2 separate regions of the Mus musculus genome follow, and region 1 is linked to region 2. Evidence: chromatin contacts called from ENCODE Hi-C data. All regions are on one chromosome and are shown on one strand. The core of a region is the stretch at or near the end of the contact, and the rest is flanking DNA. Distances in the headings are between cores, read along the strand shown. Region 1 holds the start of 4930542M03Rik (RIKEN cDNA 4930542M03 gene). Region 2 has its middle 8.2 kb from the start of Gm35399.

Region 1 (4,174 bases), core at 508-3,007, 300 kb before region 2:
GGATCCTCCTAGCTCTGGATCCTCCTAGCTCTGGGTGCTCCCTCTTAGCTCTGGTCCTCCTAGCTCTGGGTGCTCCCTCCTAGCTCTGATCCTCCTAGCTCTGGGTGCTCCCTCTTAGCTCTGGTCCTCCTAGCTCTGGGTGCTCCCTCCTAGCTCTGATCCTCCTAGCTCTGGGTGCTTCCTCCTAGCTCTGGTCCTTCTAGCTCTGGCGTCCAGCCCTCTCTGGTTTGGTTTCTTCCTCACAGAAAGGTCTGGCCTGAGCTGACTGACTGCTGGGCTGTGCACAGCCTAGTATCCAGAGTCATTCCCACACACAATGAGAGTCCAAGGGCGGGAAGGCCTCAAAAGCTACTCAGCCAGGATCAGCTGGTGCCAGGTGTCAGCCAGAGCAAAGACAGCTTCCTTCCTGTCCCTTCCAAAAGTTCTAGAGATGGGCCTGTAATCTCAAGTGCAACAGTGTGGTATCTTTTCATCAATGTCAACCTGACTGACATTAGAATTACCCAGCGGTGTGTCTGTGTGGGAGTATCTGGGCCAAATTAGTTGCCGTAGAAAGTCCCACCCTGTGCTCAGCACCATCCGTGGACCTTGGTCCTAGACTGAATAGAAACCAAAGGAGAGGGACGTCTGAGTACCAGCATCTCTCTCTCTCTCTCTCTCTCTCTCTCTCTCTCTCTCTCTCTCTCTCTCTCTGCTTCCTAACTGTTGCTGCAATGTGGACCAGCCACCTCATGTTTCTGGCCTCCCTGCCAAGATGGATCATATCCTCCAATAGGAGACAGGGAGATGGTTTGATAGGTCAAACCTGAGGTCAGTCCCCAGAACCCATATCAAAAGCCAGCTGAGGGGCATGCATCTGTAACCCTGGCACTCTCAGAGCGGGATGGGAGACACAGGAACCGTCCAGAAGTTCAGCGGCCAGTTAGCCTGCGGTACACAGGATGGCAGAACCAATGAGAGACAGCGTCTCCATACAGAGAGAAGGAGAGAACTGACTCCCAAGTTGTCCCCTGGCCTCTTTACAGTGTATGCACTATGGTACATCAGCCTGCCTGCACAGGCTGTGGTATGTGGGAGCTTACACACACACACACACACACACACACACACACACACACACACACACACTAAATAATAAGAAAATGATGAGCAGAAATAAGCCCTTCCTTTCTTAAGCTGTTTCCGTTAGGTACTTTGTCACAGGAGTGAGGTAAGCAGTTAATATGGTGGAGGGTGGGGTGGGGGGCAGTGGATCCCAGGGTCAACCTACTTCCCAGCTGAGTAGGTACAGGTGATCTCCACCTACCCCAGACCCAGAACTGGATGGTTGGGTAGGCTGGCCTGAAGCTGGGCTTTTTCAAAAGCTGAAATTCTGCTGTGGAAGCCAGGGACTTTGTGGGACTGGGAAAAGGTTCCCCGGGCAAGGACACAGGGCCCTGTCAGAACAGAGTTGACCTCTGTCCCAAGGTGCTCTACAGTAGAGTGTAGTGTAGACCAAGCAGAAGCAGGAAGACCCTATCTGAACCTGTTAACCAGGTGGCCACATGTCTAGCTGACAGTCAGTCATCTCGTCTGGCTTTACCACCCACTGTACTTAGTCATCCCAAATCCAGTTAAGAAATATACTGTGTGCCCTTGGCTCTGGTTGGTGTCTTGTTGCTCCTGGCTACAGACGCGGGAATCTCCAACAGTAGGCCAGGAGATTCTAGAACAGTGGTTCTCAACCTATGGGTCGGGACCCCATTGGGGTTGCATATCAGATATCCTGTAGATCAGAGATTTACGGTGTGATTCATAACAGTGGCTAAATGTCAGCTATGAAGTAGCAATGAAAAATGTTAAGGTTGGGGGTCACCGCACGTGAGGAACTGTATTAAAGAGTCGCAGCATTAGGAAGGTTGAGAACCGCTGTTCTACAAAGAGACACAATTTATAGAGGCTCCTTAACCCTACCTTGTCCTATGAGAACCCAGAAGGCAGTGAGCCAGGATGAAGGTAAGGATTTTGGGGACTCTCAGAGGATCCTATTCTTTGGGAGGAATTTGAGGTTTTGCCTCTGGAGACACTGAGGAGTCCTAGAGTTGGGAAACCTCCACCCCGTGGCTCAAGCTTTTGCTGTGCAAGAAGCAAAGGTTACAAGCTTGCACCAATTCTCTGAAATGGAGGAACTGTTTTCTCATTTGGTTGTCAGAAAGGGGAATTCCGAAGACTAGCTTTGGGCCCTGGCTTTGCATCCAGCCCAACCATTTCTTAGAAGCCGGTTGCTTTCTGGTAGTACCCTCCCACCTCCAGCTATTGGCCCGTTGTTTTCTGGTCATACCTCCCACCTCCAGCTATTGGCCCGTTGTTTTCTGGTCATACCTCCCACCTCCAGCTATTGGACCGAGCCTGGCAGATAGATGGATCTATGGAAACTTAGTGTTCAGAAAAGACACAGACTTTAACAACTCCCTGTTTGGAGTTGGAGAACTGGAATGAAGAAAGGTCACACCCCACCATCAGATAGATGCTCACCAAACCTCCTCTCTGTGCAGTACCCTGGCTGCCTCTCCCGGGAGCATTCTGTATGACCAGATGAGGCAGTTATCTTTATCCTCATGGTCCTCATGTTCCCCTTGTCCCTGAGCAGTGGAAACGGCTCTTTTTTCTTGAGCTGTGGCTCAGGAGATATTCAGAATGGTGCAGACAAACCTGTTATCCAGAGGCACTGATTTATATTCTCAGCTATTCCAGAGGCGGGGGCAGGAGGATTTTGTATATGTCATAACTTTTCTCACTGTTTGTGGCTGCTAATATTACTTAAGTACTTTCTCAGTAGATGGCCTGCATCTGTACTCATGGCCCGGTCTCCACAGGACCCAGGTGACTCTTCTGAATCTCTTTGGCACATGGCTGCCATTCAGTGCCTCAGCTGCTCAAAGCACAGGGGCAAACGGCCACCATGTTGAACAGCGCAGATACTGAAGCCCTCTATTCATTGCAGGAAATTCTACTGGATTCCTTGTCCAGGACAGACATGGAGCGAAGGAGATGATCTTTCCGTCGAGAGACTAAAATAATAATGAACAATAATGATAACAGAGGCAGAGATCTACTGAGAGCTTCCCTTCAGGGCAGGCCCAGCGCCAAACTCATAATCCTTACCCAATCCTGGGCTCAAGGAGGTTACTCAGGGTCACTGGAGCTAGCAAATGACTCTAGTTTTTTGTGACCTCTGAGTCCAGCCCACTATCTTTGCTGCTGGCAGCCCCAGCCCCTGCCATGCCCCCAGGAATTTAGAAGCCCCTGGGGAAAGGAAGGAAGGCAAGCAGCACTCATTTTACAAGAGCAGGAATTAAATAAATCAGTACATAATTAACATCATCACATCTCCCTAAGACCGCTGACTAGAACATTGCACTAATGAGGGCAAGGTGTTGGTTTTGAGTCCCAGGAGCATAGTACAGCAGCCACTGTAAAGGAGCCAGCCCACCACCCTGGAAGAAGCCCTAGACACTAGAGGGGGTGTGTCTTCTGAATACTCAGGCAGGGATCCAGATAATCTGTCTCAGACCTAAACTGGCTGCTGCCTTCCGGACCATGACAACCCTGGGGACATATGGGAGGGGCTTACAGGGCTTTTTGAGGGTTTGGCTTGGCTCAGAAGGTCCATCTTTAGCATCTGCTAAGAATGTCAAGATTGCTGGGAGAGTTGTTGGTCATCTTCCCTCAGGGAGTGGTGAGAGCAGACAGTTCATCAGACATGAGGATCTCGCTGGGGACAGGCAGGGGTGTGAGATCATCCCCACACAGGGACTAGGGCATGAAAGGGCTCATTAGGTATTCGTTTATGTAAATTCCCCCTCTCTGGGCCTACAGGATGGCCAGTGGGTAAAGATGCCTGTCATCAAGGCTTAATGTAATGACCTGAATTCAGTGTCTGGGACCCACATGGTAGAAGAACCGATTCCCCAAAATCATCCTCTGACTTTCACGTGTGTACCACACTACATATATGCACCCACTCCTCCCTTAACACACACACGAAAGAAAGAGAGAGAGAAAGAAAGAAAGAAAGAAAGAAAGAAAGAAAGAAAGAAAGAAATGCAAAGACAAAACAAAAACAAACCCAGCAAAATATGTAGACAGGTGTGGTGGCTCTTAACTCCAGTATTCAGGAGGCAGAAGCAGGTGG
Region 2 (3,982 bases), core at 633-3,132:
TGGGTTGGAGGTTAAACGCATCACTGTACCAAGCACGGGTGTCCATGACTAGTTTGTCAAAACTGCATACATGCCTCAGCAGTGGTAGCTCACACCTTTAATGCTGGCGCTTGGGAGGCAGAGGCAGGCAGATCTGTGAGTTCAAGGCTGTTCTGGTGGTCTACAGTTCAAGTTCCAGGAAAGCAGGGCTATACAGAGAAACCATGTTTCAAACAACCAAACCAATCAACCAACAAACACCCCCAGCATACATCTGCTCTGTTAGAAATGGCCTTCCTATGCTATCTGGTTCAAACTGCCTGTTCCCTAACTAGGAGGCAAGCTAAAAAATACAAACAAAGTCTCTCCTGCTTGCCCTTAGCTCCAATGACTTGACTTCCTCCTCGTACTGAAATTCACGAGAGGTTTAGCAGCTTTCTTTTTCAACACTGGTAGCCTCTGGGGAACCCGAATTTTTTTCCCAAACTCTAACTTCCTACCTACAGTCTGGCTCCTGGGTTCCCTCTAATCCACCCCCGTGTGTGGCCACAAGGAACTGGTGAGAGTGTAATTACTCATTTTCCAAAGATTTATTTTATGTATGTGAGTACACTGTAGCTGTCCTCAGACATACCAGAAGAGGGCACCAGACCCCACTACAGATGCTTGTGAGCCACCTTGTGGTTGCTGAGAGTTGAACTCAGGACCTCTGGGAGAGCAGTCAGTGTTCTCACCGCTGAGCCATCTCTCCAGCCCTCCCCTTTCCCCGCCCTCCCCCCTTTTTTTGAGTCAGTTTTTCTGTGTAGCCCTGACTGTCTTGGAACTTGCTCTCTAGAGATCCTCCTGTCTCTGCCTCCTGAGCACTAGGAAGTAAGGTATGTGCCACCGCTGTCCTGCCTGTAACTACTTTTTTACTGGTCTTAGCTTTTCCGAAGAGTGTTGAAGATTCAGCAAGATGGCTGTGCATCCTGGCTGGCATGGTACTCACTATGGCTACTCTCCCGAGGGCTAGGATTGAGGCATGGCACCATCACAAGGGAATTTTTGTGCAGTGATTACAAGGGTGTCTCTCCCTTCCCCAAAGTTCCCTGATGTTTGACTCTCTACCATTGGCTTGTGAAAGTCTCTCCCCGTTCTGCGCCCTAGGGCGTTGGTGATATGACTTATCTCCTGTCACACTTTGAGCTGAAAGTGCTCCCTGGTTCCTAGGGGTGATCTGAAGATATTCATGAGCATGTGACGCTTGTCAAGTTTACCCCATCTCATGTCCCACCCACCTATGTGGTGACATTCATTGCTTGAATGTCCTTGAATGTTAGTAGGCTCTTAACTCTGGCACTGACCTGAATGGGTGTCGGAGGGGGGCATTTATGATTCTGCCACCAGTGTTGAAGAAAATATCTGGAATATAATCGTTTTCTCCCAAAGTCTTTTTAAAAAAAAAAAACAATTTTATGTACATTGGTGTTTTGCTTGCATATACATCTAGTTGCAGACAGTTGTGAACTACCATGTGGGTCCTGGGAATTGAACCCAGGTGCTCTGTAAGAGGAGCCAGTGCTCTTAAGAACCACTGAGATCTCTCTTCAGCCTCCCCCACCTCAAACTCTTCTAATGCATAGCCTTGTCCCTGAGTAACTACACTGATGGCTTCTGACCACAAGTGAGCTCTGTAGGCACCACCTTGAAGGTCAAGGAGAGTCAGGACCCACTGCAGGTTACTTCCTCCTCCTGGGAGGGAGGGAAGCTTGAGCAAGGGACTGCCAGGTATCCTTCCTGCCACAATGTTGTACATCACTTCCTGACGTCTCTGGTCTCTGTTCAAAGCAGTCTACTGAACTGCTGTTTTCTGGATGGCTGCCACTGATGTAAAAGTCCTTTACTGTGTGGGTCAATATGGTGAAGATTGCAGAGCACCCCCTTGTGGTCATAATCCACCACTGCAATTGAGCAGACCAGTGACTGCAAGGATGTCTGCTTTTTCCGGTGTTTACATGAGAAGACTGGTAAATTCTACCTTTGTTTAAAAACCTCTAGGTATAGAAAGGAGGAGATGTGAAAACAAGGGTACAAGGAAGTGGAGAGACAGGAGAACCTCAATTCTCACCTAAACTAAATTGTTCGTAGAATTAAGTTGATAGCAACTAGGAATGGATGTGAGCAGAGAACTGTGCTGTCTGGCTGTGCAAACAGGAAAGTGTGACGGCAGGAGATTGGCCAGAATGATGTCACAGCTAGGCTGGCAGTCCATACAGGTCCCTGGGGACCGTAGTGTTCCTAGGGTGGGAATGGCCAGAGTCCTCAACTCCTTAACCCATCGATGACTGTGTTCTAGCCAGGCTAGAAAAACAGGCTTACCCTGTTTGTTTTCATGGTGTGCCCATTCAGCCCTCTACCCCTCCCGGTAGTCCCGAGCACGCGGCTTTCTGGGTCCTAGCTGTGGGGAAGTGCTAAGTGTGGATCAGCAGGGCCCGAGACAGCAGCACGCTCTTCCTTGGCCTTTTCAGGGGGTAGGGCCACTTGGCTTGAATTCAGACCCACAGAGTCATCTGTCTTGGGCCCAGCTGTTCAAACCAGGAAAAGCCATTCTCTGTGGCTCCGGTTTCTCGCCAGGGAGTGGGAACATCGGGCAGGCTCTGCTAAGGGAATTAAACCACGTGCCTAGAGTTGGTACAGGGTAAGAAGATACTATTTATTTATTTATTTATTTATTTATTTATTTATTAGAGTTGGTACAGGGTAAGAAGATACTATTTATTTATTTATTTATTTATTGGTTTTTCGAGACAGGGTTTCTCCGTGTAGCCCTGGCTGTCCTGAAACTCACTCTGTAGACCAGGCTGGCCTCAAACTCAGAAATCTGCCTGCCTTTGCCTCCCAAATGCTGGGATTAAAGGTGTGCACCACCACTGAACAGCAAGAAGATACTCTTAATGCTGCTGCCCCGTAAGGTCCCCTGGTAACCAGGATGAGTCTCGGCATCCTGGGGTGGTCCACCTAAGCTACCTGCTCCCCTCCCCCACACCTCTGGGCGCTGGGAGCTTGAGAACCAAGCCATACTTACCTAGTTACCTCTTCCAGTGTGGATTACTGCTTGGGCTCTTGCTGTCAGTCAGTCAGCTAGGAATCCCAAGACTTTGGAGACGGGATGCACCCTGGGTTTGGGGTAGGGGCTGCTGGAGCTAAGCAAAGTATGTGATGTCACAGGTTCCCTGCCCCCCACCTCAATGGGAGCACCTTCTCCACTTGCTTGTGAGGAAGTCAGACTGTGGGACCTATACCACTGCACCTCGTGCCCAGGTCACCTTACACCAGGTACTCAGAGTCTCTCATGTGTAAAGCAGGGAAGGTAACAGGTGGAGAGCCACAGAGATCATGAATGACTCAGCTCTCCCATAGCTGGGGACTGGGACTCCTCGATGCGTGCCTGGTTTACTCTGGAAAACAGAAAGGCTAAAGGATGAAAAAGGGATTCTGTAGGCAGGCATGACGATGCGGTGCGTGCCTTTAATCCCAGGACTCAGGAAGCAGAGGCAGGGGGATTTCTGTGAGTTTGAGGCCAGCCTGGTCTAACAGAGTTGAGTTCGAGGACAGCCAAGGAAGGCTACACTGTGAAACCCTGACTCAAAACAAAAACAAAACAACAGCAACAAAAAGATTCTGTCAGTAAACTACAGTGGAACGAAAGGCTTGGGTCCTTGATGTGTATCTCTGCCACCCAGTCCCAGAGCTAAGGACACAGGCACAGAGCACAGCAAACAGAGATCCAGTCAGCTGAGACCCGTGTGCAGAAAGGGAGTCGCCAGTGCCTGGGGCAGAACAGGAGGCAGGCAGAACCCAGGACAGGTTGTGTGTATGGCGCCAGCCTGCCCCTCCCCTGACCAGTCAGGTCCAGAATAAATTCTGTTCAGGCTACTCTTTAGTTTCCCTTGAAGGGGCTGGGAGCACTGGAGGTCAAGTCTGAGAGGACTGTGGTAGAAGAGAAGGCAGGGCTGGTTAGTTA

What was found. A loop is a pair of places that touch in the nucleus more often than their neighbours do.
Region 1: a map of heart shows a loop between it and region 2 (2.6-fold over the local background). The contact joins the promoter of 4930542M03Rik here to the enhancer-like site in region 2. A Hi-C loop is called at or near these places in 1 of 37 maps with a recorded cell type or tissue (heart).

What each region holds. Positions count from the first base shown.
Region 1 is chr17:45,879,035-45,883,208 of GRCm38, reverse strand. It overlaps 4930542M03Rik (RIKEN cDNA 4930542M03 gene), which reads left to right and starts at 1,757. Exons shown (of 2, transcript NR_152136.1): 1 at 1,757-1,995; 2 at 2,984-3,360.
Region 2 is chr17:45,579,572-45,583,553 of GRCm38, reverse strand. No RefSeq gene overlaps it. Among named protein-coding and RNA genes, the nearest start is that of Gm35399, 8.2 kb to the right of the region's middle. Within about 2 kb of position 1,882, at least 2 of the 3 ENCODE cell types and tissues checked have a DNase peak (open chromatin) inside an H3K27ac peak, as active enhancers do; they include heart, where a contact is called at or near this core.